Linked DNA regions of Homo sapiens: region 2 is linked to region 1. A link is a loop called in an ENCODE intact Hi-C map of the cell type or tissue named here. Cell type or tissue: GM12878. All regions are shown on one strand. Links, peaks and the distances in the headings refer to the core of each region. The heading gives the core; the rest is flanking DNA. Region 1 holds the start of CPS1-IT1 (CPS1 intronic transcript 1). Region 2 overlaps LANCL1 (LanC like glutathione S-transferase 1).

Region 1 (16,400 bases), core at 3,142-11,141:
CTACACTCCAGCCTGGGTAACAGAGTGAGAACCTGTTTCAAAAAGCAAAAATATATAGAGAGAGTATTGAAAAGCACAATTTTTGAGCAAACATTTATAGATACATATTCCTTTGTTATACACGTTTTTTTTTTAATTGAATGGATCCCATGTACCATTATATAGATTGTGCTTAAGAATAATAAAAATATATGGAGAGTTACTTATAGAACTAATTTCAGATAAATTTTAAATATGTAATACTTCAAATTTTCTTAAATATACCCAAAATATTTCCTTAATTTTACAGAACAATAAAATGTCTGATTTCTGGCAGTCTTTTCCATGCCCAGGCTAGACAATCTATAAACATATTGTCTAACTCTTCAAGATACCACTATGACTTGCAAATTGCATATCTGAATTGCATTAACAGGTTGTTTATTCCTGCTCTTGTAAATTTTCCCTTATTTCTAATTAAATTTGGAACAGTGTGAAAAGGTTATCTGTTTGGCTTTAGTGATCATTGAATATGTATCTTGTCACATAATTGACATGAAGATTTCCTAAACTGACATTAGTGGTAATTTGAGTCTATTTGAGGAATCACAAAAGTTTACTGAAAATAGCATTATGACTGCTATTATTTTAAATTGGAGACCAAAAATGCATAGCAATCTATTATTCTATGAAAAGATTCAAACAATGTTTATCCAGCGAAAATAACTGGGTAGGTTGCAAGATCAATTTAAGTTTAGTTCTGACATGCAACTTGTCCAAACTAAATCACCACATAATTTTTCTAATTGATTAGTGTATGATGAGCTGTAAAGATTGTGGAAAGACACATTGAATTTGTCACAGAAAGTTTAGTCTCCTCCTACGTTCAAAATCATAATCATCAGTATTTGTTATGACTCTCAAGGTTCTATTAATATTAATGCTTAGCTGTAAGGAAAGCCAACCTGTCTTGAATACTGACTGATACTCATTTACAAATAGTTTCTGTTTCAGTGTTAATATATTTCTGGTTTCTTTTTATTTGCCTTCCATTCTAAAGAACATGCGCATAAAGCAAGATCTTACTAAGAAAAGGTCTCTATGCTTCAACCTTGAATTTCTTATTTTAATACTATGGTCCAGAGCAGGTACAGGTGATTTCCTCATCAATCTCAGCAAATACAGCTGAACTCCCTGAGTGGTAAAAGACTGACCTAATGAAGATGCATTATACCAAAACCATGGAGAAAGTGAGAGAGGAAGAAAAAAAGGAACACCTTTTTTTTTTTTTAATTTGAGAGGCTTTATGATATATTTTTTGTTCTTATTTGTTTTATAAAATATATTTTACGTCCAGTTCAGTTACAAATTAAAGATACATAAGCTCTTTCTTTCAATATGAGGTCTTAAACATGTATTACAGGTCATGGCTATTGGTCGTACCTTTGAGGAGAGTTTCCAGAAAGCTTTACGGATGTGCCACCCATCTATAGAAGGTTTCACTCCCCGTCTCCCAATGAACAAAGAATGGCCATCTAATTTAGATCTTAGAAAAGAGTTGTCTGAACCAAGCAGCACGCGTATCTATGCCATTGCCAAGGTAAGATGTTACAAGGGGCCCACAGCTACTAGTTGCTTTTCCAGAATGTAGTCAGTCTGGACATTAAAATAAAACTGAATCACAAAGTGGTTTTAAATCAGGGATTTTTGGAAAATTTTTAATTCTTTTATAGTATTAAACTGGAAACATCTATAGATTTCATTAGAGTCTTTTACAATTAATGATAAATTATCATTTTTATTTGACTTTAAGCCTGGATTTAAGGGCAAATTGCAGTTTTAAAGGATGATTAAATAGATAAAATGTCCCCCTTTTTAAGTATACTTAGTACTAATACTCAAGTAGATTTGACTATATTGACTTGTCCTTTACTATTAACTTTATTACATGTTCCTTGAATGTGTAAAATTGTATTGTAGAAAGGAAGGTGCATACAATAATGTCCCTTAGTATGTGCCACTTGAGTCTAGAATAATCTTAATTTATTTGCTTCTCTTTCTGTGTTTAAAAAACAGCAACAGACTATAAAGGCCCACATGATTATAGGGTTTTCCATGTAATTATTTTATTGGTCTTACTTTCAGGAAAAAAGGCCCTACATTTCTCACTTCCCTCCACTACTTGCTTCTCATGCAAATTAAATGCCATGTTAATCTACTTTTATATTTACTGTGCTTAGAGTTTTGAAGTTTCAGCTCATCTGATTTTATAAAAGGTGACTTGGGCAGCTGGAATCTGTCTGGTCAGAAATCCCTGAAAGGCTTTTTGACATTTAAGGAAGCACAAGCGTTAATCCTCCAACAGTATCAAACCGCACTGGTTCTACAAAGCTCTACTGACCATTTTATGTTTGTGTGTGTGTATGTGTGTGCATGTGGGATGAGTCGGTGAAAACATGAACTTTCTCTTTAAAAGGATTCCCGTCTTTGTAATTTGCCTGTGTAGAAACAGAAAAATGTTGTTAGTGATTTTGAACTCATCGCAACTTTTATGTCCATATTTTGAGTCCTTAAGAGACCTGAAGGAGAGGAAGGGATATTTCCTTAATTGCATCCAATGTATATTCTCCTCGCTCTTATGGTTTCTAAATGGAAAATATTTAAGCCCTACTGAAATTCTGGGAGTTGCTATTATCTCTTGATGGACATTTTCCCATGTTGAGTTTCAAGGTAATTAGAATTTTTCTCTGGCGGTGGCGGGTGGGATAGCAGTGATAAGAAGTTATTTTAGAAAGCCATTTCACCTTCATCATTTATTATCCCTATTTCAGTCTTTTATTTAAGAAGCAGCTCATGACATTCATATGTGTGTGTGTGTGTGTATATATATATATAAAATTTTTTTCTCAGGCAAAGGACAGTAAATAGATTTTTTCCTTAAGTCTAGCAATCATGTTTCTGCCACTTTGAAGGAGATGAAAAAGGCAAGCATTTCCAAGTTCCCAGCTAAGCTGTAAAACTCAAGCAAATCTCTCATTCTTTTCTAACAGACTTATAAAAGATGAGAATCTGGGAAAAATGTGTGGAGGTTCTTTCTTTCACAGGGTACCCTATGTATGAGCAAGAAGTGCAGGGGCTGCGTGTAAATTATTGCCTGCTCGAGTGCTGGGAGAAGGAACTGATTTCTGTTTGTTAGAGGTCATCATTACTGTTCATTTCAACAGCAGCCGGGAACTTGGTGATTTTGACAGAGAGTGTAAGGACGGTGGAGGGCTGAAGGGGAAAAAGAATGAAGGGAGTGTGTAAATCTTTGCTTGCTTTCATGAGTCTTAGAAAGAGCAACTTGCTCTGAGGTCTGATTTTTACAGCAGTCTTATTTCAGGATGACTGGATCATCACCTCTTTTGATTTGGGGAGAATGCGGGGCATTATTTTTGATTTTTGGAACATTAAAGTAACCTCAAACTTGTTTGGGGGTCATTATAGACTTCATTACAGTGATGTTACATAGCAAAGCTGCAGTGCTTGGAGATGAGGTCTTAAGACTGGCAGGATCTTGCTTGCTGTTGAGAAATCATGGATTTTTTTTTTTATCCAGTCTATCATTGATGGGCGTTTGGGTTGGTTCCAAGTCTTTGGTATTACGAATAGTGCTGCAATAAACATACGTGTGCATGTGTCTCTATAGTAGAATGATTTATAATCCTTTGGGTATATACCCAGTAATGGGATTGCTGGGTCAAATGGTATTTCTGGATCTAGATCCTTGAGGAAATGCCACACTGTCTTTCACAGTGGTTGAACTAATTTACACTCCCACCAGCTGTGTAAAAGTATTCCTATTTCTCAGCATCCTCTCCAGGATCTGTTGTTTCCTGAATTTTTAATGACAGCCATTCTAACTAGCATGAGATGGTATCTCATTGTGGTTTTGATTTGCATTTCTCTAATGACCAGTGATGATGAGCTTTTAAATGTGGCACATATACACCATGGAATACTATGCAGCCATAAAAAAGGATGAATTCATGTCCTTTGCAGGGACATGGATGAAGCTGGAAACCATCATTCTCAGCAAACTAACACAGGAACAGAAAACCAAGTACCACATGTTCTCACTCATAAGTGGGAGTGGAACAATGAGAACATATGAGCACAGGGAGGGGAACATTTCACACCGGGGCCTGTCGGGGGGTGGGGAGGTAGGGGATGCATAGCACTAGGAGAAATACCTAATGTAGATGACAGGTTGATGGGTGCAGCAAACCATCATGGCCCGTGTATACCTATGTAACAAACCTGCACGTCCTGCACATGTATCCCAGAACTTAAAGTATATATATATATATAAAAGAAAGAAATCATGGATTTGACTGTAGTCCTTTCCTTCCTTCCAGTGAAATGACTACAGGATTCTAGGCCCTCCCTCACTGTATGTGCTTGTGTGAAAACCTCCTTTGATCTCTTAAAAGTTTCAGTAACTTAAGGTTCTCTCCACCTCACAGTGTAGATGGCCGACAGCTAATTGTGCCTTTAATCACTTAGAAAGTAAGACAGAATATTAAGTCTTTGGGAACCTGACTGTAATTACAGGGAGAATTAAACAAAAGAAACATACATTGACTAGGAAATGAACATGGCTTTGAGTATTTCTGTTAAATGTCATCTTACTCTAGTCAACAAAATTATGAGCCATGCCATATCTCAACAATTATAATCATGGTCTCTCTGATACTATCATTATGTAAAAGCTTTAAGAAAAGTAAGCTCCCTGGGCTGAAATATACCAGCAGAGTTACTAGTTGCATATATTTCTTAATGGGTCTTAAAAACGCAGTGTGTTATTCTAAAATATGTTGTTCTGGAATATTTTCAGATTTTTCACAGGGTATATACACGTACACATACACACATACAAGAATAAGAGTAGACATCTTTTTGTATAAAGATTTTGGTTTTGAGAGTTTATCTCTTTTTTCAGTTAAATTTTCTACTCAGCTTAATGACCCATAGTTGTAGTTTTACTTTTGAGAAATTGATAAAGTAAGCTTGAGGAAGAGGCTGAGCTGCCTATCAGAACAGAAGTTATTACTACATTGTTTTGGAATATATTAGGATTTTAAAAAATGCCTGCCTTAGCACAAAAATCATAGTGACTGATTCAAAACAATTTTTTATTTGAAGTCCTCTGTGAGGAAATATTCTGGAGGAATAAAGCCAAGCCAGATCCGACCCATAAATTCTCACTGACTATTGTATGTTTGTGTGAATGTGGAGTGAGGTGATAAAAATATGCTATCTCCTACAAGATAACTATCAACACTACAAGTTAAGAGATCATTATATTAATTCTAGATTTTCTTACCAATTTGGCTTAACTGTAGTTTCAAGAGACTTTCTTTAATTCCAAAGAGATGTACCAAATTTAGGGTATAATGGGTAACACAATCAAATAAAGAGGAGCGAGTCAAAACCTGTTAGGAGATTTTTCTGAGAACACACCACTCAAGGCAAGCACCTACTCTGTATGCCATTTGTGGATATAGTTGGCACCATCTTTATGTTTATTGGAAGGAATGTCAGTGATGTCAGTTTCATGTTTTGTAACTCAGTCTACAGTCTCGGGCTCTCTAAATAACACACAGAGGCATGACTGCTATGTATTTTAAACCAAATAAGACATTTAGAAAAATGTTTGCCAAAGAAAGTATCTCTTCTCCTCTTGGCAGGCCATTGATGACAACATGTCCCTTGATGAGATTGAGAAGCTCACATACATTGACAAGTGGTTTTTGTATAAGATGCGTGATATTTTAAACATGGAAAAGACACTGAAAGGCCTCAACAGGTAAGGCAGTGCTGCTCTCATTCATGCCAGACACCTTCAGTGCAATTTTTAAAGAGTCTTCTTCCTACTCTTAAGCATTTGGTCTACATTGTGATTCAATGAGGTAGATAGTGCCATTGTTGGAAAATAGTACCCGTAGCCAGAAGACAAATGGCAGGTTTTTTTTTTTTTAGATGTTTACCTTTAGAAATGTATCCATTAATCTTTTTAATCATCTTCTATTCCCACCCTTGTCATCAGACATAGTAATAAGGTCTTTTGAATGCACAAAATTGGTATACATTGATGAACGTGTATTATTTAATTATGAAGTATTATCTAGATTTAAATTTTATTAATCAATTAAATGAATATTTGTTTTCTATAAATTTTCCTCTACATTCTGAAGTCTGTTTTCCCCTTTTAATATCAATCTATACATTGCTGTATATTGAGGAGAAAATGCATTCCTTTTGCGCTCTACTGTTTTTAAATTGGGACATTCAGTTCAGCATACAATTAAGCCACATTCAGGTTTCTCTTAACAGACTCTTCACCTCTGACTAATTTACATTTTTATCTCCATCATGGCCAATTATTTTTAAACTTCATTTTATGTTGAGAATATTTTGATAATGTAGTCCTTAAAATCTACTTTTAAATTTTTCATGGGAAACTGCTGGGGCACCTTAGGCTGATGAAAGCATGGATCAGTTTTAAACATCTATCTTCAATAAGAGGAGCATTTATTAGCAGATTAAGAAAGACAATATAGTCCTCTTGAACTTCTTCCCTCTGAAAGCACTCTGAAATACACTACTATTGGAAAGACGTCTTACCTGCAAACTAGGGATGTGTTTAGAGAAGGAAAAATTTTGTTTGTATAAAAATTGTTCTCAAATGATTTGACAAAATGTAGATACTTTAATCACTTAAAATATCTTTGAGGACAGTGGAAAATCTCAAAACCTGGATTGCTCAACTATTTAGCAATTGCAACATATACTTGGGTTACTGTATTTGCCTGATCAATATGTGTACAAACTAGGTAATAAAACACTTGCTTTTCTTTTTGAGAAAAATTAGGTTCTTTTTCATCTATTTAATTATTGCCCATGTCAAATGCTTGGTTTTGAAAACTGAGGAATTCTATCTGACAAAGATGAAACCAGCTATAGTTGCTTGTAAATCATCCTTTCTAGTGATCACATAAAATGAACAGTAGACAGCAAATAATTTAGGAATTGAACCTATACATTTATCTTATAATTTTGCTGACTTAAGTTTCCCTTTCTTGGTTTATGATGCCAGCAGAACTTCTGTGTAAAATTATAGTCTGTTCTACTGTTCTCAGTTTCAGGCAACTGATTTCAAATGCCTATGAAACCACTCCAATTAAGCCACATGGGGGTGCTAGAAACTTATAGTATGCCAGTCACAGCAGTGGAAAAGACCTGGGGTGGAAAATAGCAGATGTTATTGTGATTTAAATTTCCACTTGACATACGTTCTGATTTTTGGACAAATTCAATGTTTTAATTGAATAGTTTTCGTTACAACCAGAAGGCAGGTTGAGATTCTAACTAAGCATAAATAAGGGTATATTGATAGTGAAAAAGGTCCTTGGAGGATTAAAACAACACACTGTTACAGATCATTTATAATATTTTTCTGACTTCCACATTCTGTTGCATTTATTTGCCGACAATTTGACATTTTCAATCTCCATTTTCTGGCATAAATATATTTGTAAATAGGGATATTTTCTATTGTTCATAATGATCTACATTTAAAACTCTTTATGTAAAGCTTTATATCATTTCAAAAATTTCAAAAACTTACACTTAAAATCATCTCTACTGTATAAATTTGTTTTTGATCCAGGGAGGTTGAAGTGTCTATTATATAGCAAAAGCTAAAGTAAACCTGAAGTGGAACTCACAGATGATCCACGGCGTTAGCAAACCTAAACCCTGAACTCATTATCTGAGTGTCACTTTATGGTTTAATTCCTTTCTTTTTGAAGTGTCATTGATGCACGCATAGCAATTTGATAATGATTGTTATTTAGCGGTATTAGATAAATAACAAGAATAGATGGCCACTAAAGCTACCTGTCTCCATCATTTTGTGGCACATAGGGGTCTGAAGTTGAAAGAATACGACAGCTGATGGAATGAATGTTAAGTATGTAAGGCCTTGAGTTTCCTTGCCCTATTTTAATTATACTCACCATTAGTCTGGGTCTGAGTCCTCTGCTTTTTCTCGGCCCCTCAATATCCAGGGAGGCTTAGTCATCAAGGTACGTACTGCTCCAACAGTAACAAGAGCTCCCTATTAATGACCTATAGCTGACTTACATATTGCGAGTTTGGAGAGAGGCTGAGAAGATTAGTTGTTCTTTTTCATTTGTATTTATTTATGGTTTACTTTGAAGATCTCAACTGCTTCTGTGTTAGAATGGCTGTCTTTAGCTGTAGGCCTAGGAGCTAGCGATTTATTTGGTGTGCGTTCAGAGAACTCCAAAATTCTCCTGCCTCAACATCTATCTCTGCTGCCAATGTACCGCACTCCCTTTGTACTTTTCATAGAGATCCTTGAGAAGACAGGCAGTGGGGCTCTCACTTGGGAAAAGAGAAGTAAATTAAGAGAAAAAATATAGAATGCTAGACGTGGGTTTTCTGGTTCCACCCTTGTGCATTGGAAGGAGCAGACTATGGAGCCAGAGATTGGTGCGCAGTCCTCCCCACTGTAGAATCAGACGTACATCACCTCTTTCATTTCTCCAGATTCATGTTCTTTCTCTTAATCTCTGCTTCTAGTTTTTTTGTGAAGCTTAATTTATATAAGTATAAATGACATCTGACATATTGTGAGGGCCCAAGAAAATTTTTCCTCTTTTCCCCTGAAAATAAAAATGCTACTTGTTGTAATAAAGGTTACTTTATGATTTTAGATATGTATTATATATTATGATTTTAGATATGTAGATATGATAGTTAAATATTTAAAGATTCATTTTCAGACTCACAATTTTTATTTGCTTTTATATTTTGCAATGTATCATTTCTTAATTTCCTTTATGATGCATCACTTATTTTAATATCAGACCTATTTTTTAAAGGAAGCAATTGATAGCTACGATGCAAATGCTATTCTTATTAAAAGATAAATAGCTTTCCCTTATGCTAATGAATAAAAATTCCTACTCTACAGTTGTTAATCAATCTCGAGTTCTAAAGTCCGATAAACACATTTAATAGCAGAGGATGAGCATATCATTAAATTGATGGTCAGTCTCTGACTTGTGTTTACATATAGTCATCTGAAATGAAGTTCAGAATTTGAGTCCCAAATAGACTATACCCACGCATGGACACAGGGAGGGGAACATCACACACCGGGGCCTGTTGGGGGGTGGGGGGCTAAGGGAGGGATAGCATTAGGAAAAATACCTAATGTAGATGACGGGTTGATGGGTGCAACAAATCACCATGGCACGTGTATACCTATGTAACAAGCCTGCATGTTCTGTACATGTATCCCAGAACTTAAAGTATAATATAAAAAAAGAAATATAAAAACAAGAACATAGTTTATGTTTGAAATGTAAACAATAAATGTGCTTATTTATGCAATAGCTTCAAACAATATATTTTAAGATAAAATACAATGGAAATTATTAAAAAAGATATACTCACATATTTAGTATATATAAATATTCACAGACTGAGATGGGGAAAACAAAACAATGATTGTAACTAGGTAGATATTATGGAAATAACTGATGAGTTTTCCATGCCTGTGAGATAGTAGAAATTATAATCAGAAACCCTTCTCTTTGAAGGGGAGAGATAAACATGTTTCATGTTCATGATTACGTATGAAGTCTCATCTTTCTGCAGGGTGATGAGACAAGAGGGATAGGTGTATTAGGCCATTCTTGCATTGCTATGAAGAAATATCTGAGACTGGGTAGTTTATGAAGAGGTTTAATTGGCTCACAGTTCTGTAAACTTCACAGGAAGTGTGGTGCTAGCATCTGCTTGGCTTCTAGGGAGGCCTCAGAAATCTTACAATCATGGCGGAAGGCAAAAGGAAAGCAGCCGTGTCCTATGGAAAAAGCAGGAGCCAGCCAGAGAGAGGGAGTCGGTGGGGGAGGTGCCACATACTTTCAGACAACCAGATTATGCAAGAATTCACTCACTATTGCCAGGAGAGCACCAGGGGGTTGGTGCTACATCATTCATGAGAAATCTGCTCCCATTATCCAGTCACCTCCCACCAGTCCCCATCTCCAACACTGGGGATTAAATATCAATCTGAGATTTGGGCAGGGACAAACATAAAAACTATATCAACAGGTATCAGAATAATCAACTCAGCATCCTAGCTTTGAGTGCTTGCCCCCTCAGAACTCAGTATGCTGTCTCTAATACCTGAATATAGTAGCAATGGCAACCCTCACAAGACTTCTGAAGCAATATCTATTCTTACCAGCTTAGGTAATAACCATTATTTAGACAGCTTCAGCCAAAAAAAGATCTCTTTCCTGTTTACGCTCACTGACTTTCTCCTTTTCCACTTAAACTGCTTATTGCTACCCAAGGGCATGGTAGGGAAGCTGACTGTTCTAGGCAGTTCCCCAAATTTATAGGCTGGTGTAGTAGCATTAACTGACCTAGGGTGATAACATATTTACAGTGGATTTCTTTAGGATTTGAGAAGTTTCTTTTTACTCAGTACGATATAAGTTGTGTCATGTAGGATTCGAATACTTGTTATGTGTATGCTTTGGAATTTAGATGTTTAATGGTCACCAAAGGTCTTTTAACTTCACATTGTCAGATCACCCTGCAAGGAGTTTGAGGAAAATGAAGTCTATATAAATTTTTAGTGGAACCACAACATGTGCATAATCTCTGTCCATTAGCTTTCACTGCTAAGCTATTGATATTTTAGTCTATTTTTCCCATACTCACTCTCCCAATGCCGACGCTTTCACATATTGTGCTCTTCCCATGTAGTATTTTAATAAATACCAAAAGAAAAATATCCTTACTCCGATCTGTAAGAAATTATAAAAATCTCACCTATAGTTCTTTTTTCCATTAGTGCATAGATTCAATTTTGGTCATGTAAAGATCTCCTGCCTGGAGAGAGGAAATGCAGGTACCATAAATCAAATAAAGATGTCAAATGTCTTCACCAACTAGGTTCTTCTGATATAGCCTATTCCTTATTGTAACCAAATAATGAATTTATAACTCTTAATACTGAAACTTGAATTTTGATTCAGTTTAATAATTCTGAATGCCTTCCAAGGGTAAGATAATAATCACAAAAATTTTTGGACTACATATTAAGCACTGTTCTAAGCACATTATTTTGTTTAATTCCTAACACAACATTAAGAAATCAGTGATTGTCCTAATTTTATTGATAGTAAACTGAGGCACTGAGAGATTCAGCAGTTTCCTCTACATCACATACTAATAAATAACAGAATTGGGATCAAGTCTAAGCAGGACTCCAGAACCCAGGATACTTGCTATTTAACCCCTTATATTTGATATATAATTATATTCTTATATACTTTTTACTTTAGTAAAAAGTAAACATTGTTTTTATGTACAATGTTGCTATTTATGTGAGCAATATTGTGGATGAAGCTTAGAAAGAATACTTACATGTAAGTATATACCTACATACTTAAATATCAAATATAATATATTTATATTTGTGTATACCATAGATGACTGCTTAAAAATAATACATATATGTGTATGCTTATATACTTACATATCAAGTATATGGTATGTAAGTGTGCATGTAAATATATTAAATATATGTAAACATAAGCATATATATACACACACAGAAACAGGTTTGCTTGGGGTATAGAAACAGATTTGTTTAGAGGTGTAGATAACATCTAGAGGAAATAAGAAGTAAGACTACCTAAAATAGACAGCTTCAGTTTAGAAACAGTAGCCAATAAAGGGGTGATAGTCCTATCATGGTAGAATCAGCATATATAATGAAGGTTTCTACTATATTATTAATAAACAAGCACAGGTACAAATATCCTTCAGTTGGACTCCCCTTGCTATAAGTATGTAAGGAATTCAACTATAATAGAACTTGTGAGAAAGAACTATTTCAGGACTTTACACCCCCAAGCATTATTATTTATAATACCAATTTGGATTGGCAATTTTATATTGAAAGACAATCATGATACTTAAAAAAAAAAAAAAGACACATGAACAGGCAAGAAAAAAAAAGTGAGAGTACAATTACCAGCTTTAAGCATCTGCTTATCCCTCTGGCTGTAACTGTTTTTAATTTTTTTATTTCCTTATTTTGTTTTTTTGGTTTCTTTAGCTATTTCTGACTGACATATCCAGCTTGGAGATTTTATTATACCTGCCTAAATTGTATAATTTCGCTCTTTTACTGGCTAAAACTAAGCTGAATTAAGTTTTGAATCCTTGCTTCAAGTGATTATCTTAAAGAAGATGGCCAGCCTCTGCTTTTGCTATACCATGTTAAATCATCAAAGTGAAGGTTTTCTACCATTTATGATGATTGCTTGTTCTTGTGCATTCCATTCATTTTGGGCAATTTTCCTTCAATGGTCCATTTTGCTCTCTTGTTTTTATGTACAATGCCGCTATTTATGTTAGCAATGTTGTAGATGACTACTTAAAAAGAATCTATTTTCATTCATTTTACACGTTCAAAAGTAGGAGATATAACCATTGTGATACAATTTATACCATACGAGTATTGGAAGCTAAAATTTGTATTTGTTTCCCTATTGTTGACATAAACTTTACTATGGATTTATTTACAAATTATCCAGATATTGCTTTTGTCTAATATTCTGTAGGTTTCATGTGGTTTTTTTTTGCTATCTTCACTCTAATAACTTTAATATTCTCTTTCCTCTTTACTGCTTATAGTCAATATAGTTTTAAAAAAAAGAGTAAAGTGCACTTTTCAAGGGTCCAATTTCCATCCGAAATCACTATGTTCAATGTGATAAACTATGTCCATTGGTGAGTGGTGAAAAATCATAGGCGTGCCTATTGCTTAGGAAAACAATCTAGGACAACCCTGGTGAGTTCCACTTGGGCATTCAAGTGCTAAATTGAGCTCAGTAAAGTTGGCCATTTCCCTGCAGCCACAAACTTCTGGCAGATGTAATAATGCAGGTGTCACGTTAGCTGGAACACTCCCTTTGAATGTCCTCTCCTACACATGCTAACTTCTATTGACTTTTTATTTAACTTGCTCATGAGGCATGGCAAAAATCAGGCAAGAACGTTTTGTGCTTATGCTTGATTGAAGTTTCTGGGGGAAAAGTGTCACCTAAGAGTTGTTGGAACTTAGATATAAGAAACAGAAGGGTCAGTACTTTACTTTCTGATGACAATGTATATTTTCTGGTAGAAAAAAATCAACAACTTTCATCTTAAACTACTAAATATACAAGTAATTTAAAGAAAGATAATATAACATATAATCACATTATAATTTTTGTGATACTTTACTATGACATGTTTTTGTGATAGCATCTATTATTTTGGATATAGAAATGAGAATGGAGATGATTGAACACTTTAGTGGAACCCATTAATTTGATTTGCAGAAAATGGTCTTATGTCTTCTCATATTACTACTAACTCACACGATATTCTAAGCCTCAGTTTCACCCTAGTAAAAACAAAACAAAAAGAAACAACACAAACTCCCTTCTTATTTTACTGGTCAGTCATGCAGCTAGCTGAATATATACTATATGTGAAGTAACAAACTTTAAAGAAAAACAGTCTTACCAGTTATTACATATTACCATTCTATGCTTTCAGTCTTCATACTCCAAGCCATTTATATAATGAACCTCTTCAGGTGTACTAAAAAATGGGGCTTATATATACAAGTACTTATTTCTTTGTAAGAGAAGAGTAATACCATGGGAAATTTTATAACTCTGTGAACTAATGCCAAAAATACATTTTATTTTTAATTTGCTTTTATGTTCCATGTAATAAAAGGATATTTTAGGTGATGTCATAGGTTTGATAGGACTCCACTAATTTTTAAAGTAATAATTTATTGAGATAGATATAAAATTTTACATCAAATATTTAATGTTCTGAGAGTCTTCATTTGTTATTTAAATAGTGTTTTCATAGTTTTGGCAAATGATTGTGCATTTTTGAATTTGTGAGAGAGTACTTCCGAGTCTGGCATGGACAAGATGAATGTTTTGCTTAAAAGGTTTTCAGAGTAATATTCAGATGACTCATAAAGTGCCTATTATGTTTCTGTATATTAATTATTGTATGTTTGCTAGTTCATAAGAATATACAACTTAAAAATTTTAAGTTGATTTAAAATAACACATACTCAGAATATGTGTATATATATCTATAAATAGTCAATAATTAATACATTATTCCTGTGTTAATGTCTCTGAACTAAGCGTGATGGGATATATATTTACTTGATGGCATTTCTTTTTATTAGGAGCTGGTATTAGACCAAATGGTATTTGTTCTTCTATTCAGTCATTATGTATTGGGTACCTACTATGTGTAAGGTTTTGTGCTAGTTCCAAAGCCATTTGTTGATGAATAATCACTAGTTATTAGACCAAATGGTATTTGTTCTTCTATTCAGTCATTATTTATTGGGTATCTACTATGTGTAAGGCTTTGTGCTAGTTCCAAAGCCATTTGTTGATGAATAATCACCAGTCATTGAATCTATAATATAGGTTTATAACCTATACAAAGAGCTATATATAGACAGGACACATTAATGGACATGTGAGAAGCAGAAATATGAATTCATGAAAGTTTAGTGGAGGTTAGAAACAAAAGCTCTTAGCTAACTTTACACATGTTATCTCATACAAGTCTCGATGTACAGTTTTTAGGAGGTATGTGTCTCTATCCCATATTTTATGAAAGAAATGATGACTCAGAATGTTTAAGTAAATTCTCCTTACTCCATATTGGAGCCAGGTTTTGAGTTCAGAAATCTCTCAGTCCAAGGACAATATTCTTTCCTTCAATATATCCCACTGTCATGGGAGCCAAAGGAAGAAGGAAGAGAGAATTTAAAATAAATGAAATAGAAAGACACTTTCAAGAGGATTGCATGGTTTAGAGAGAGAAGAGAGAAACAGAATTAAGTCCTCATTTGATGTTGGGTAGGTAGGAGTGGAAGCTAGGCTATAAGGTCCAAACACATAGTGAGAAACAGGTAGGTAAAGGTATGAATTCTACTCAGGAACTGACAAATTGTGTTTGCTCTTTATCCTATTTATGCTATTTTTCATAACAGTGAAAATCTGACTATGAAGAAATTAAGATAGTATAAGAAGAAAAACTAAAGTGGATATTAGCTACCTGTTTGTTCATTGGGTGAAATAGTTGACGCCACACAGTCTTACTTCATTGTTCCGTAAATATTGCATATATCCTAATATCATCCCCCAATTAAATTGTGATTTTCATTAGGGAAAGTATCCAATACCATAATGTCTTAATATGTTTTTATTATAGGTCTTTCTTAGCAAAAAATTGTGTTAATTTGTATGAATGCAGAATAGAGTTCACTGTGGCATAAGGTATAAGTCATAATTTCTGAAACAGATACAAATGGTTTCCAATTCTTTATTTACCATATATTTTCTTGGGAATTGATATATGGTGCTTTGTATAAACACTCAACAATATTTGTATGATAATATAACAAATAAACTTTCTTGGTAGAAAGTGAAAATCATCATTTCTTAGTGATGGCAAAGGAGGGGGAATTGTAGTGGAGCAAAATGCATATGATTCCTGGTTGTTCAAAGGGATTGAATTCACAAAATTCACAAAATTATTAATTAGAAAATACATAGCCCAAGATATAAACTGACTGTGTTGGGAAATATTGTAAACCAACATCTCTAGGTTTTAATTTCTTAAAGTAGTTATGTATCTACTAATTAGCTAGGAAGGCTCTGAATAAACTGTTTTTTAATAAAAAGAGATTTATCTAATTGTTTTATATTGTCAAAGATTATATACATGTAGGCAGTATAGGTATATCGTGAAATCTCTAACTCCTGGTGAGAACTAACCAGTGTTTGTGTATTCTTGATCTTCAAAAATTATTCACGTTTTCAAATTTTTGCATTTTCTGAGAAGTTTTTGTGAGAAATATTCACAGACATTTTCAACTATATGAAGGGATATGATTTTATTAACCAGTGAAGAAGGTTAAGGCAAAAATAAATACTTATTTAAAATACAGGCATCTACTGTATATCTCCGGTGACCTTAAAGTACATTTCTATTATAATAAAGGTGAAAAATATCACTATCCTATTTTTATGGATGGTGAAACTGAATCACACGAGGTGTGTGTCATACTTTATGTCACACCAATCAGAGGAAAACAAGGAATCTAGCCCAGGGCTCCCACTTTCAGTTTTAGTCACTAACCCTTTTCAAAAGCTTCTTTTGCGAGATATGACTTTTAAATCAGACAGCTGGAGATCAGTTCCTGCTTAGCGGTCAAGTTGTGA
Region 2 (16,400 bases), core at 4,956-12,955, 170 kb before region 1:
CAGCAACCCATATTGCCAGATCACATCAGCACACTGATAGGCATCACAGAGATACTTTTCCTCTCTGAATACCTGCAGAGGCAAAGGACACATTTTATTATACGGGATATAAAAGAAAGTTCCATTGATATTCCTTCCTGATAGATAAGAAGGAAAGAGGGAGATGGCTTGGCAAGAAAGGGTAAAGGATTTAGTGACAGAGGGATGTGTTATGTTGCTAGTGACAATTACTAAAATCGACTAGTTTGGCTTTAAAAAAAACTGTGCATGACTTTGGCATGTACAGTCTAAGTTTTCTGCACATGTGTGTATGTTTATGTGGGTGTTACTGAGGAAGCAGCATTATTTAACTTGCAACTTGCTCTTATCATGAGTGACTTTCCAAAGAACACATGCTATCTTCTTTGTAACTCTGATGCCCTCTTCACTATTAGGAAGTTTCTTTACACACTGGAGAAGAACAACTGTTCTTTATTAAATATGCAGTCAGAAAAATAGAGATAGACCTTTACAATCTTTTACTGCCTCCTATATCTTCATCAAAGACTTAGGAAATATTCTGAGTAGATATTTTTAATATCTCATTGCAACCTAAGTGTTCTTAAAAGTAGGATAAGGCAGTTTAAAAAGTTTTTCTATTATTAACATATCTAATTCTCTGAAATGTAGAATATGATACACTAAAAGCTTATTTATGAGATGCCAGCGCCCAGCGATAGTCTGCAGAGTTGTAATTTGTTGATTTGGCACCAATGGTCATAGATATCTTTTTTTTTCTCAACTAAAAATCTGCGTTGATTGCAGTTCTGTGAAGGCATGCTTTCTATTAGTGTTATTTATGCACTACAATGGAATCATACAATATTTGTCCTTTTATATCTATTTATTTCACTTAGCATGTTTTCAAGGTTCATCCATGTTGTAATATGTATCAGAAAGTCATTCTTTTAATAGCAGAATAATAATCCATTGCATTGTGATATGTTCCATTGTATATATGACATTTTATCAATTCATCTGTTGATGAATACTTGGATTATTTTCACCTGTGGCAATTATAAATAATGCCGTTATGAATGCTTGGTTTTGGTTCTTTCGAGTACACACCTAGGAGTGGAATTGCTAGATAATATGCTGGATCATAAACAATATCTCATTGCAACCTAAGTGTTGTTAAAAGTAGGATATGAAACAATGGCTGCTATGGTACAGATAGATGGTGAGAATGAATTATAATTCATTTAGTAAAGTGATCTTAGGTCCCACAAGAGATTTATTTATTGTTCCTTTATGGATTAGGATAAAACTAATTTTAAATTATAAATTTTTGGTTATTTAAAAAAATTTATTTCAAAAATACACACAGTACCTTATAGGCCTGGATGAGCATGTAGATTACCCCAGGGGCGCCATGGCACCAATGGACAAGCAGATCTCGATTATCACCTATACATGGAGGGTAATTGCCAGAAGGGAATTTCAGCTGGCAGACGTAGTCTACACTGGGCTTGACCAAACTATGTAACTTCCCTTGGCTCACTTGAAGGCTGGGCTAAAAATGAGAAGGAAATTATTAGTTCTGCTGAAGCAAATAAACCTTCCTAGGTCTCAGTATATTTAAACCAGAAAAAAAGCATGGCTAAGGGGAAATGGAAGGTCATTAAGAGGTTTTGGATTTCATCCAATTTTTCCACCTATTGGATGCCTTTATTTTAAGCTTTTGTGATTTCATTTAAAAATTTTAAACAATGGGACAAAGTAAAATTGCTATCAGTTAACTCTTAGGGCCTTTTGTATATATGGTTTTTCTTTCTTTTTTTTTTTTTTTTTTGAGATGGAGTTTCACTCTTGTCACCCAGGCTGAAGTGCAATGGTGCGATCTTGGCTCCCTGCAACCTCCACCTCCCGGGTTCAAGTGATTGTCCTGTCTCAGCCTCCCAAGTACTTGGGATTACAGATGCCTGTCACCACGCCTGGCTAATTTTTGTGTTTTTAGTAAAGACGGGGTTTCACCATGTTGGCCAGGCTGGTTTTGAATTCCTGACCTCAGATGATCCGCCCACCTTGGCCTCCCAAAGTGCTGGGATAACAGGCATGAGCCACTGTGCTCGGCATTTTGTATATATTGTTTTTCAATATTAATTGCTATCTACATACATATAAATAATTTTCCTAAGTCAATGCCTATGAATGTGAGTGTAAGAGAAGTTTCTCATGGTTTCAATATATAAAACAAGCTTTAAAAGTCACAAAGAGATGCACTGGACAAACCAAGCATGACTTTCGTTATTACATTTAGAGAAGAGATAGGTGGTATTTTCAATAGAAAAAGGATACTAACAAGTTAAGAGACCTGGAATCTAGATTCCAAACTACAGCATGCCTCTAGATCAAGTCTTTTTGCAGAGGATTTAGGACTGATCTAAATGCCACATTATTTTGACATAACAACGTACAGATCCATAGGACATACTGACATACAGCATATGAGCCACCATTTTTGATACACATTTTAGTTTCTCCTTTTGGTCCTGTTCTTAATTCAATGACTGCTAATGTCTTTAACAGATTCAAAGTGCTGTTTCACTAGGCAAGGTGTGGGGCATGTGGTGGTGAGGGGTGGGCAGTGGTGTGAAGCACAGGCAGGAGGCGGTCGTGGTGGGGTCAAAGCAATGCTGACAATATGACTTCCACAAGATTCTGAAAGTGGACTGAGTTGTTTAGAAGGCAGATTTCATTTCATACAAAGAATAGCATTTAAGCTCAGAGTGTTACAGTAGAATGAGTGGACTCTCCTCAAACTTGCAGGAATTACCCAACATGGCCTAAAAATAATGATGTTTTATTTTATGTTGATGAAGGCGTACCTACTAGAATAGACTTTCAGGATTAAAAATTAAATCATTTCAAAGAGATGATAACCTGCAAATGGAAAAATCAATACTTGGGTTTTCAGATTTCTTACTACAGCTAACACAAGGAGGCAGAGTATGTCTCCTGATTATTTGTTTCAATGAAAGTTTGATGAGGCTGTCTAGTCACTAACCAACTATGTCTCCTGATTATTTGTTTCAATGAAATTTCGATAAGGCTGTCTAATCCTCTTTGGAGAGGGCCTCTAGTATGTTTGATTCTAACTAACCTTGAAACTTCAGAAGACTCTTCTTTCCTGAAAGCTTTTAGGAATCTACATTTACTACTGGGAATAGAGAGGAAGACATGCACCAGAAAAATAAAGAAATTTAAGTCTAAATGTCAACATCCTAATTATATAACCTCTAATTGAAAAGTGTAGAATAAATACGCTAGTCTCTGATTGCCACTAACACTCAATGTGTGACTCTGCATTCAAAAATAATAATAATCTTGAGTTTTTCAGTTCTGTTGTCCTTGTTTATTTATAGGTAGAGGGCAGGTCCAACACTGATCTTGTATTATAAGAGCCAGCTACTCAAAGAGCTGGTAGTATGTATATCCAAGCACTCCTGCTGAACACGTTAATGAAACACTTTTCTTTATGCCACAGTGTGCCTTGGGAAGGTGACAGGGGTACCTCTGCTGCCATTAAAAATCAATTTTCTTTGCCATGAATTCTTATTCAGAAGTGCCAGTTTCTCCTTAAGGAGAGCTTCGTAAGTCTCCCAAAATGATGCTCTCCTGAGAAGTCCTCTTCTGATCTCTCCCAAGTTATGTCTGCTGCAGTAAATTCTATCTGTCTTTAGTCTATTTGACTTTGGTTGATGTGCCCCAATAGTATTAGATCCCAAGAACTGTAGGGCAGAGCATATTCAGCTGTTTTTCAGGTAAGTAGAAGTCTCCTCAGCTTTGCTCTCTAAGTGAGCATTAGGCAACAAGTGCTCATTTGTTTTCTATTGATTTTGTTCTTATTCCTGGAATTTGTTGGAATCAGTTGTACCTTTTAATGTGGAATAATAGTTTTAATTCAAAGCACTGGCTGAAAGAGCAGAGCAGAGGCACTTCATACAGAATTATAAGTCAAAACACTTTAGTCTGCACAAGTGGCACTAAGTGGGCAAGCACGATCACCTGCAAATCAAACATCATTTTAAAACGCAGGGCCTTTAATGTTTATACACTTTTAAAGGCACCTTCGTAAACATTACTTTTGTTTGTCTAGGACAAGTAATTACAAGGAGAGTACTGTAATGCAGTGGTTGACAGAATGACAAACTAGAACTAGAATATCTGTTTTCTCACCCATGATAGTACATGGGTCAGGAAGGACATTTTAAAATTTCACCATAATCACTCCTTACCTGCATCAGGTAGTAATAAATTCCAGCCAGGCCATGAGCAGCCCCTACATAATATTCCTGGTACCATTCATACATCAGTGGAGACTTTGCCGTGAAGTTTCTCTTCCTAGCTAGGTTTTCTCCAGAGGTTAAAATTGTTTCACAAATCTACAGGGAGAAAACCAACCAAAATAACAAGTTAACTGAACAAAAATCTTCCTGGAGGAGGTAAAGACTTTTTTGCTAAGAGGTACTGGGGAACATGACAAATTAGACACCAGCTTATAGCCAGGGAAAGGCACAGTTTAATTCTCCATCAGAGAAGTGTGTGGGACTGTATTTAGCCTAGAAGGGGGAGGGCGTAGAGGATCTTGAGCTCTTTGCATTACAGTTTACAAGAGTTCGCCTGTCAAAGAAAAGCATAAACTCCTCTAGGCACCACCAAAGGAGATCCTCCATCTGGGAGGTGAAATTTGGCTCTAATCCTCTTTGGAGAGGGCCTCTAAATTCTGAAATGGAGCAGACTGGCCTTCGGACTCTTGAGACAGAAATGTTTCCAACAGCACTCCGTAGAAAGCTATTGGTTCTTGGACTGTGCCCAACCTTTAGAGGTCCAGATACACCTTCCTTTATATGGAATGTGCTAACTACAGAGACATAAACAATAGTTTAGGCAGATAGTAAGTAAATGGGATCCTAAAAAGGCTCCTAAAAACACAAAAACGTGGTACCTGCTGAATATGGCTTTGAGGAATCTTTTCCACTCCAAAGTTCTTATTGACAAAAAGAAGAGCATAGATGTAGCCTATTCGCCCATAGAGCATTTCATTTGGAGCATGAGGATCAATCTTATTTAGGTGAATTAGCCTAAAAATAAAAATACATGCCCCAAATAATTTGAAAGGAACCAGGTATTGGTGTATACTTAAAAATGGTACATTGAAAAAAATATACATGCACACAAAATATGTATTTATACATATATAATATCTATTTATAGAACAGTCACGGTTCACAGATTAGCCCTCCATTAAATTTCTTCACTTAACAATGGAACTGACAAATACATTCATAAAATGAAAGAATACAAATGTATGGCTGAGGCTATCTGAAATCTCCCTAGTTCCTCATGGAGGCAGGCCCTAAGGTGAGTATTTTAGCAGTTGGGGTCAAAGAAGCCAAGAACTGCTGGCTTTTAGGGCATTTAGCCCAGAGAAAGGACTAAGCCAACACTCAAATGGCCCATCATCTCCTTCCTTGGTTTATTTCTTAATGTGTCACCAGGCCTACTTGAAGTAGGTTTCATCTATCACAGTCAATAATACATGTACATTTTTTTTTTTTTTTGAGACAGTTTCGCTCTTCTTGCCCAGGCTGGAGTGCAATGGCGTGATCTCGGCTCACCGCAACCTCCGCCTCCCAGGTTTAAGTGATTCTCCTACCTCAGCCTCGCGAGGGGATGGGATTATAGGTACACACCACCACACCTGGCTAATTTTGTATTTTTAGTAGAGACGGGGTTTCTCCATGTTGGTCACGCTGGTCTCCAATTCCCGACCTCAGGTGATCAGCCTGCCTCAGCCTCCCAAAGTGCTGGGATTATAGGTGTGAGCCACTGCAACTGGCCAATACATGCAAATATTAATAGTACAAGAGGTGTCAGTCAGGTCTCCATCTCCTCAGTCTCCCAGCCTTCTAGTTCTCCTCAGAAATCACCATGGTTACCATTTTTTTGTGTGTATTCCTAGATTTTATGTACACATAAGCATAAATATACATATGTATAAATATTCTACAGCTTGCTATTTAACAATACATCTTGACAATGGTTCCATAACAGCACACAGAGTAGTCACATTCTTTGTAATACTTGCATAGAACCCCACTGAATTATAGTTCATTCAATCCCTACGGATAGACTCAGTTGAGCTTCTCAGAAAAAGTTACTTTCAGTTCTGATTTCAGGTAAGATGGAGCAAGCATGCTCTGCACCTTGTGTCTCCCTCAAAATGTGGCTCTAAAACCTGGACAGGATACAGCAGCTATTTGAGGTCTCTGAAAAGCAAACAGTAACATGCAAAAAGGGGAAGAGGACAGGAATCTGAAGTAGCACCAAACCAATGGTGAGTTTACCATTTTTTCTCTCTGGTATTCCCCGGTCTGAACTCAGTACAGCACAAAACCCAAAAGTAGGCACAAGTAGGCTTATAGAGACCCAGAAGAAGCCCTCTAGTGCTGTCTGAACAAAGAGAACTCCTAATATCAGAGAGAATGGGTTAACCCTCCATTTTTCTTTATTTTCCTTTTCTCAGTTCTCTTGTGCCCCAAGCTACAAAGCAATCTCATGCTGGGAGCAGGTGCGAAGACAAGGGGAGCCCTGGGAGCCTAAACTCTGAGGGAGGGAAATTTCCCCACAGATTGGAGGAACTGCAGTCTTAGGAGGGGGTTATAAGCCCCCATTGCTTTACTTCTCTGTCCTCCACATCACCTGGCCCCAGATGCATGCATAGTCATAGACATGGCACAGCAGGGTCATCAAAGCCCCACCCTTTTCATCAGAGACCAAAAGGGGAAGCCTCAGGAACCAGCAAGTAGGGGAGAAGATCACAGAGGGAAGTCAGTTTAGGAAAGTAACCATCTTTGGTAGTTTGACCTCTGAGAATGTTCCCTTTTTGGGGGGAGGGGAGTGGGCAGCAAATATGATAGGGAAGAAAAATGTCCTTGCTATTTTAGATGTTTTGTCACATGAAATTTTGAAGTGCATCTCAATCATCCCTAAATTAGCCTATAAATTTGATATGATCCTATTTAAGTTAAAACATTTTAATTTTTGGTGAAACTTAACAAAATGATATTAGCACAAAGAGCCAATGAAACTCTGGAAGAAAGTAGTAATGAGACGACATTAGCCCTAACAAATGTTATCAGGTAGCTTTCGACACTAAATCTTTGTTCTTAAAATTTTTCATCTGTGAAATAAATAGTCCCTTCCAGTTTAGAAATTATCGTGTTTATCTATATGGAAATTTAATTTTAAAGTAGTTAAGCAGAAGCAGTGTGCCGTGCCTGTGCATGTCTGTCATCTAACTTCAGTCTATACACTAGGGATGGTTAATTAGCATTTGAAGTAACAAACATCAGGTCCCTCCAACCCCCGCCCCAAAGTGATGTATTTGAAGTACTCTAAGCAGGAGTCAACACTCAGAGGTACTCAGCACTGAAGTGCCTCTTTTTCATATAGGAACTTTATCAAAATCTACACCAGAGAATTTGTTATTATTAAGGAATGATAGAAAATGGTTTTTCATTGGTGGAATGAGTGGTAAAGATGGGCTGGAGGTTTGGAAGATGGTACGGGCTTTCCCACTCTTTGATGAATAAAGTCTAAGAAGGGCTTGAGGGCAATGTGACTTTCTCTGAGCTACAAAAACAGGGTAGGAGACTGTATGTATGTATGTATGTGTGTCTAAAGAGTATCTTCTTCCTAAAGTGTTTGCACAGTTGGCAGAATTGGGCACCCACTTGTGCTTTCATTTGAACATACTCAGAAGGTAGGGGTAGAGCTGAGGGGGTTTACAGCCTTTACTGCCAGTCTCTGGAGACCACCAATATGTACAACAAAAACAAACAAAATCAAACAAAATCCCAAGCAAACAAAAACCTAACAATTGTTACCACCAGGCTATAGATACAGTGAGTGAAAACATCCTAGCTCAGCAAGGAGGGCAGATATGAAAGAGAACAATCTTCCTCTCCCATCTCCCTCTCCACTACTTCCACACGCTTGTGGTGAGGGGGGAGAAAACATTTAAAATGAAGAGGATAGGTTTTAAATAAGCAGAATGAGATGATTTTAGTGAGTGAAAGTGGCTGACAGTTATGAAAGAAAGACTGAGAGAAACTTATGAAGGAGTCTTTAAGGGAACTGCAGGAAAGTGGGGGTTGAAAAAGCATGGCTAGTTGCAGTTAGTGAAACAGTTTAAACTTTTTCATATTATTTCCTCATCAAATTGAGGCAACTCAAATTAGTTAAATATGCAAATGCTGGCTCATCCATTTTTTTCTTCTACAAATATAGGCAACAATTCATAGTGAAACAGTGGTTATCTTAGGAAGAGATATACTGAGAAATAGATAACCAAGAAACTTGGCTAGAGGTTTCTTTCCTTTTTCTTCTAATACATTTTCTTGTATACTTTGACCTTTTTTAAAACAATAGGGCTTATGGATAGAATTATGGGCCATTTTGTTTTCTACTTCGATACCATATATATCTACACACACACACTCCCTTAATTTTTAAAAGTAATTTTTAATTTTTGAATACGAATTTTAAATTTTTAATAAAAACATTTATTAAGAATTTTTTTTCTCATTCCAGAACTGGGAGCTCAGTAACGTTGGGGCCATAAGAAAACAAAATGTGTTTATTAGATACAAATTCAACTGTTACAGTAAACAATGAATATCTCAAGTTTTGATATGAACCTATTTTTAATATAAATGTGTCAAATTATATAGAAGTTCAATATAAAGTACTTTTGACTTACTTTTGCAAAGATTGAAAGAACTATGAAAAAAAATTACTGTAATTTTTTTTAAACACATACTGTTCTATGGAAGTATTACACCGAATTACTGCATTGATTCCAATGATATTCCAACTGAAATAAAATATTTGAACCACGGCATTAACTCCATTCCTTTTTTGCTGATGTTAGGACATACATTACCACTAGGTGGCAATATATAATTAGCATTCCATTTACTTTGCAGCCAAACACATTTGCATTTGCAACATTCAAAGTAGGTAGCAAATACCTTTCAAATATTTATCTAAAATACAGTATTGCTCAGAGCATCTTATTAAAACAATACAGTTTAGGGTAATAAAGGAAGCATATCCCTTTTTTTCTGGATTTGAATTCAAATCACTAAAATTCATTAGTTGGGTTCGATGATTACTAGGACTTAACTGCAAGTTGTACATGCTATATTCTCAAGATATAAGACTAAAAATAAAATATTTATATTAAGATATAAAAATAAAGAAATGATATCACTGATAAATCATAATGGTTATTTTATGTGTTTTCAGAAACTCTCAAACTAACAAGCACTTTGTTGCAGCTTCATTTATTTGTTTTGATATGTTGATATTAATGCAACCCATCTTTAGAAGAGATAGCCAAGTCACTGAAATGTCACTGAAAGAAGAATGAAGACACACAAACAGGATAGTTCTGTTCCTCTCCTCACAGTACTTCCTCAGGGTGTTACTGGGGAGAGTTTTTGGCCTTGTATTATCAAAAGGTTTGTAACTTTAAAAACAGATGTCCAGTGTCTGGGCAGGGCATTTCTGAAAAAAAGGCAGCAGCCCCAGTCAGGGAATTACAGATAAAACCCCTATCTCCCTAGGACAGAGCACCTGGGGGAAGGGGTGGCTGTGGGCACAACTTCAGCAGACTTAAACATTCCTGCGTGCCGGCTCTGAAGAGAGCAGTGGATCTCCCAGCACAGTGCTCGAGCTCTGCTGAGGGAAAGACTGTCTCCTCAAGTGAGTCCCTGCCCCCCTGTGCTTCCTGACTGGGAGACACCTCCCAGCAGGGGTCGACAGACACCTCATACAAGAGAGCTCCGGCTGGCATCTGGCGGGTGCCCTCTGGGACAAAGCTTCCAAAGGAAGAAACAGGCAGCTATCTTTGCTGTTCTGGAGGCGCCACTGGTGATCAATATCAACAAAAAGGACATCCACTCAGAAACCCCATCTGAAGGTCACCAACGTCAAAGACCAAAGGTAGATAAATCCACGAAGATGGGAGAAACCAGTGCAAAAAGGCTGAAAATTCCAAAAACCAGAATGCTGCTTCTTCTCCAAAGGATCACAACTCCTTGCCAGCAAGGGAACAAAACTGGGTGGAGAATGAATTTGACAAATTGACGGAAGTAGGCTTCAGAAGGTGGGTAATAACAAACTCCCCTGAGCTAAAGGAGCATGTTCTAACCAAATGCATGGAAGTTAAGACCCTTGAAAAAAGCTTAGAGGAATTGCTAACTAGAATAACCAGTTTTGAGAAGAACATAAACGACCTGATGGAGCTGAAAAACACAGCATGAGAGCTTTGTGAAGCATACACAAGTATCAATGGCCAAATTGATCAAGCAGAAGAAAGGATATCAGAGATTGAAGATCAATTTGATGAAATAAAGCATGAAGACAAGGTTAGAGAAAAAAGAATAAAAAGGAACGAAAGCCTCCAAGAAATAACGGACTATGTGAAAAGATCAAACCTACATTTGCTGTACCTGAAAGCGACGGGGAGAATGCAACCAAGTTGGAAACACTCTTCAGGATATTATCCAGAACTTCCCCAACCTTCACATTCACATTCAGGAACAACATTCACATTCAGGAAACAGAAAGCACCACAAAGATACTCCTTGAGAAGAGCAACCCCAAGACACATAATCGTCAGATTCACCAAGGCTGAAATGAAGGAAAAAGTGTTAAGGGCAGCCAGTGAGAAAGGTCGGGTTACCCACAAAGGGAAGCCCATCAGACTAACAGTGGATCTCTATGCAGAAACCCCAGAAGCCAGAAGACAGTGGGGGCCAATATTCAACATTCTTAAAAGAATTTTCAACCTAGAATTTTATATCCAGCCAAACTAAGCTTCATAAGCAAAGGAGAAATGGAGAAATAAAATCCTTTACGGACAAGCAAATGCTGAGAGATTTTGTCATCACCAGGCCTGCCTTACAAGAGCTCCTGAAGGAAGCACTCAACATGGAAAGGAACAACTGGTACCAGCTACTGCAAAAACATACCAAATTGTAAAGACCATTGACACTATGAAGAAACTGCATCAACTAGTGGGCAAAATAACCAGCTACATCATAATGACAGGATCAAATTCACACATAACAATATTAACCTTAAATGTAAATGAGCTAAATGCCCCAATTAAAATACACAGACTGGCAAATTGGAGGAAGAGTCAAGACCCATAGGTATGCTGTATTCAGGAGACCCAGCTCATGTGCAAAGACACACATAGGCTCAAAATAAAGGGATGGAGGCATATTGACCAAGCAAATGGAAAGCAAAAAAAAGGCAGGGGTTGCAATCCTAGTCTCTGATAAAACAGACTTTAAACCAACAAAGATCAAAAGAGACAAAGAAGGCCATTACATAATGGTAAAGGGATCAATGCAACAAGAAGAGCTGAATATCCTAAATGTATATGCACCCAATACAGGAGCACCCAGATTCATAAAGCAAGTTCTTAGAGACCTACAAAGAGACTTAGACTCCCACACAAAAATAGTGGGAGACTGTAACACCCCACTGTCAATATTAGACAGATCAACAAGCAGAAAATTAACAAGGATATTCACGACTTAAACTCAGCTCTGGACCAAGCAGACCTAATAGACATCTATAAAACTCTCCACCCCAAATCAACAGAATGTACATTCTTCTCAGCACCACATCACACTTATTCTAAACTTGACCTCATAATTGGAAGTAAAACATTCCTCAGCAAATGGAAAAGAATGGAAATCCTAACAGTCTCTCAGGCCATAGTGCAATCAAATTAGAACTCAGGATCAAGAAACTCACTCAGAACTGCACAACTACACGGAAAGTGAACAACCTGCTCCTGAATGACTACTGGGTAAATAACGAAATTAAGGCAGAAATAAATAAGTTCTTTGAAACCAATGAAAACAAAGACACAATGTACCAGAATCTCTGGCATACAGCTAAAGCAGCGTTTAGAGGGAAATTTATAGCACTAAATGCCCACAAGAGAAAGAAGGAAAGATCTAAAATCGACACCTTAACATCACAATTAAAAGAACTAGAGAAGCAATAGCAAACAAATTCAAAAGCTAGCAGAAGACAAGAAATAAGTAAGATGAGAGCAGAACTGAAGGAGATAAAGACATGAAAAACCCTTCAAAAAAAATCAGTGAATCCCAGAGTTGGTTTTTTGAAAAGATCAATAAAATAGATAGACCACTAGCCAGACTAATAAAGAAGAAAAGAGAGAAGAATCAAATAGGCACAATAAAAAATGATAAATGGGGATATCATCACTGATCCCACAGGAATACAAACTACCATCAGAGAATACTATAAACATCTCTATGCAGATAAACTAGAAAATCTAGAAGAAATGGATAAATTCCTTGACACATACACCCTCCCAAGACTAAACCAGGAAGAAGCTGAATCCCTGAATAGACCAATAACAAGTTCTGAAATTGAGGCAGTAATTAATAGCCTACCAACCAAAAAAAGTCCAGGACCAGACAGATTCACAGCCGAATTCTACCAGAGGTACAAGGAGGAGCTGGTACCATTCCTTCTGAAACTATTCCAAACAACAGGAAAAAAGGGACTCCTCCCTAACTCATTTTATGAGGCATCATCCTGATACCAAAACCTGGCAGAGACACAACAAAAAAAAGAAAATTTCAGGCCAATATCCCTGAAAAACATCAATATGTAAATCCTCAGTAAAATACTGGCAAACCAAATCCAGCAGCACATCAAAAAGCTTATCCACCATGATCAAGTCAGCTTCATCCCTGGGATGCAAGGCTGGTTCAACATACACAAATCAATAAATGTAATCCGTCACATAAACAGAACCAAAGACAAAAACCACATGACTATCTCAATAGATGCAGAAAAGGCCTTCCACAAAATTCAACAGCCCTTCATGCTAAAAACTCTGAATAAACTAGGTATTGATGGAATGTATCTCAAAATAGTAAGAGCTATCTATGACAAGCCCACAGCCAATATCATACTGAATGGGCAAAAACTAGAAGCATTCCCTTTGAAAACCAGCACAAAACAAGGATGCCCTCTTTCACCACTCCTATTCAACATAGTATTGGAAGTTCTGGCCAGGGCAATCAGGCAAGAGAAAGAAATAAAGGGTACTCAGATAGGAACAGAGGAAGTCAAATTGTCTCTGTCTGCAGACGACATGATTGTATATTTAGAAAACCCCTTCATCTCAGCCCAAGATCTCCTTAAGCTGCTGATAAGCAAAGTCTCAGGATACAAAATCAATGTGCAAAAATCACAAGCATTCCTATACGCTAATAATAGACAAAGAGCCAAATCATGGGTGAACTCCCATTCACAATTGTTACAAAGAGAATAAAATACCTGGGACTACAACTTACAAGGGATGTGAAGGACCTCTTCAAGGAGGACTACAAACCACTGCTCAAGAAAATAACAGAGGACACAAACAAATGGAAAAACATTCCATGCTCATGGATAGGAAGAATCAATATTGGGAAATGACCACACTGCCCAAAGTAATTTATAGATTCAATGCTATCCCCATTAAGCTACCACTGACTTTCTTCACAGAATTAGAAAAAACTAGTTTAAATTTCATATGGAACCAAAAAAGAGCCTGCATAGCCAAAAGAATCTTAAGCAAAAAGAACAAGGCTGGATGCATCATGCTACCTGACTTCAAACTATACTACAAGGGTCCATTAACCAAAACAGCATGGTACTGGTACCAAAAACAGATATATAGACCAATAGAACAGAACAGAGGCCTCAGAAATAACACCACACACGTACAGCCATCTGATCTTTGACAAACCTGACAAAAATAAGCAATGGGGAAAGGATTCCCTACTTAATAAATGGTGCTGGGATAACTGGCCAGCCATATACAGAAAACTGAAACTGGACCTCTTCCTTATACTTTATACAAAAATTAACTCAAGATGGATTAAAGACTTAAATGTAAGGCCTAAAACCATAAAATCACTAGAAGACAACCTAGGCAATACCATTCAGGACATAGGCATGTGTAAAGACTTCATGACTAAAACACCAAAAGCAATGGCAACAAAAGCCAAAATTGACAAATGGGATCTAATTAAACTAAAGAGCTTCTGAATATCAGAAGAAACTATCATCAGAGTGAACATGCAACCTATAGAATGGGAGAAAATTTTTGCAATCTATCCATCTGACAAAGGGCTAATATCCAGAATCTACAAATTTACAAGAAAAAAACATAACTCCATCAAAAAGTGGGCAAAAGATATGAACAGATACTTCTCAAAAGAAGACATTTATGTGGCCAACAAAGATATGAAAAAAAGCTCATCATCACTGGTCATTAGAGAAATGCAAATCAAAACCACAATGCGATACCATCTCAAGCCAGTTAGAATGGCGATCATTAAAAAGTTAGGAAACAACAGATGCTGCATAGAATGTGGAGAAATAGTAATGCTTTTACACTGTTGGTGGGAGTGTAAATTAGTTCAACCATTGTGGAAGACAGTGTGGCAATGCCTCAAGGATCTAGAGCCAGAAATACCATTTGACCAGCAATTCCATTACTGGGTATACACCCAAAGGATTATAACTTATTCTACTACAAAGACAAATGCACACGTATGTTTATTGCAACACTGTTCACAATAGCAAAGACATGGAACCAACCCAAATGTCCACCAAAGATAGACTGGATAAAGAAAATGTAGCACATATACAACATGGAATACTATGCAGCCATAAAAAAGGATGAGTTCATGTCCTTTGCAGGGACATGGATGAAGCTAAAAACCATCATTCTCAGCAAACTAACACAAGAACAGAAAACCAAACACCACATGTACTCACTCATTAAGTGAACAATGAGAACACATGGACACGGGGAGGGGAACATCACACACCGGGGCCTGTCAGGGGGTGGGGGACTAGGGGAGGGATAGCATTAGGATAAATACTTAATGTAGATGACAGGTTGATTGGTGCAGCAAACCACCATGGCACGTGTATACCTGTGTAACAAACCTGCATATTCTACACATGTACCCCGGAACTCAAAGTATAATAACAACAAAAAAGTAGAAGCATAAGCAATGATTTTTACAAGCCATAATAATAGGTAACATTTATAAGTACTTTTTCAGTTTAGGTGCCATAATTTATGCTAAGTGATTTCCATCAATTATCTCAAATAAATAATCTGCACAACATTCCTTATCTCTATTTTACAAATGAGAGACTAAGGTTTAGAGTAATTTACCCAAGATCACACAGTAGGGAGTGCAGCTGGAATTCCAAAGCCCCCATAGCACTCACAGCCCCACACTGGCTATATAGGCTCCAGGCTTCCTTCTCCAGAACCTACTAAATAGCCTTTTAAAAATTCCTTTTCTGAGATAAAAAAGAAATGTGGTATATACATATAATGGAATATTATTCAGTCATTGAAAGGAACAAAGTTTTGATACATTCTATAACGTAGATAAACCTTGAAGACACTATGCTAAATGGAGTAAGCCAGACACAAAAGAACAAATGTATAATCCACTTATATAAAATACGTAAAATAAGCAAATTCATAGAAAAAGTAGAATATAGATTACCAGGGGATGATGGTATGGGGGTATGGGGAATTACTTTTTAATGGGTACAGTTTCTGTTGGAGTAATAAAACATTTTTTGAAAATAAATAGTGCTGATGGTTGTACAACACTGTGAATATAATTAATGCCAATGAACTGTACATTTAAAAATGGTTAAATTGCAAATTTTATGTTATGTATATTTTACCACAATAAATATTTTTAAATCCCTTTTCTGCTTATTAAAAAAAAAAAAAAGATGTCCATTACTGACTCGTCACACTACAAGAAGGGAGGTTATATATTTCTGGACCAGAAAGCCAGAGCGCTTCATCATTCTAAGTACTGGCCCCAAAGCACTATAAATGTTAGGTTAGCCATCTAATTGGGAACAGGCAACACACTTTATTCATGTTGTGGCACTGATGTGTAGAAGTGGGTGGGATGAAAACAGATCTGATATGTATCAGGCAGTAGAACAAATTAATGCAATGTATTGTCCTCCCCTCCACTCCCCAGCCATTTGTAGGACAATTTGAACATGAACATACACACACACACCCTCCTTTTGGGGAGTTATAGATCCCTTTAAGAAAAGCACAAATGCTCCCTCCTTGAATATAATTTGGGGGTTTTATACACTGCCAGAAACCCTAAGATTCTGGCCCAAGGTTAAGAATATGTACTATAGGGAAACACTGATTTCCTTGGATTTCAATTTCTGTAAGGATT

What was found. Hi-C counts contacts between places; a loop is a spot of excess contacts. Peaks named below come from ENCODE experiments on the same cell type or tissue, not always from the same donor. Only the 100,000 strongest peaks of a DNase experiment are listed, where the experiment ranks them.
Region 2: it touches region 1 in a loop (2.4-fold over the local background); 3 of 110 quality-filtered maps call a loop at or near these places.

Annotation. Positions count from the first base shown.
Region 1 is chr2:210,610,715-210,627,114 of GRCh38, forward strand. CPS1 (carbamoyl-phosphate synthase 1) reads left to right here. Exons shown (of 38, transcript NM_001875.5): 20 at 1,403-1,579; 21 at 5,709-5,827. It overlaps CPS1-IT1 (CPS1 intronic transcript 1), which reads left to right and starts at 6,857. Exons shown (of 1, transcript NR_002763.2): 1 at 6,857-9,162. In GM12878, for the core only: a CTCF peak has its summit at 7,206 (motif pointing right); a DNase peak (open chromatin) is centred at 7,245.
Region 2 is chr2:210,436,321-210,452,720 of GRCh38, forward strand. It overlaps LANCL1 (LanC like glutathione S-transferase 1), which reads right to left. Exons shown (of 10, transcript NM_006055.3): 5 at 4,988-5,123; 6 at 4,278-4,424; 7 at 1,370-1,552; 8 at 1-72. The region is part of intron 2 of LANCL1-AS1 (LANCL1 antisense RNA 1); the gene reads left to right. Among named protein-coding and RNA genes, the nearest start is that of LANCL1, 32 kb to the right of the region's middle. RefSeq lists an enhancer at 6,446-7,031. In GM12878, for the core only: a CTCF peak has its summit at 9,002 (motif pointing right); a DNase peak (open chromatin) is centred at 6,344; H3K27ac peaks cover 996 bases.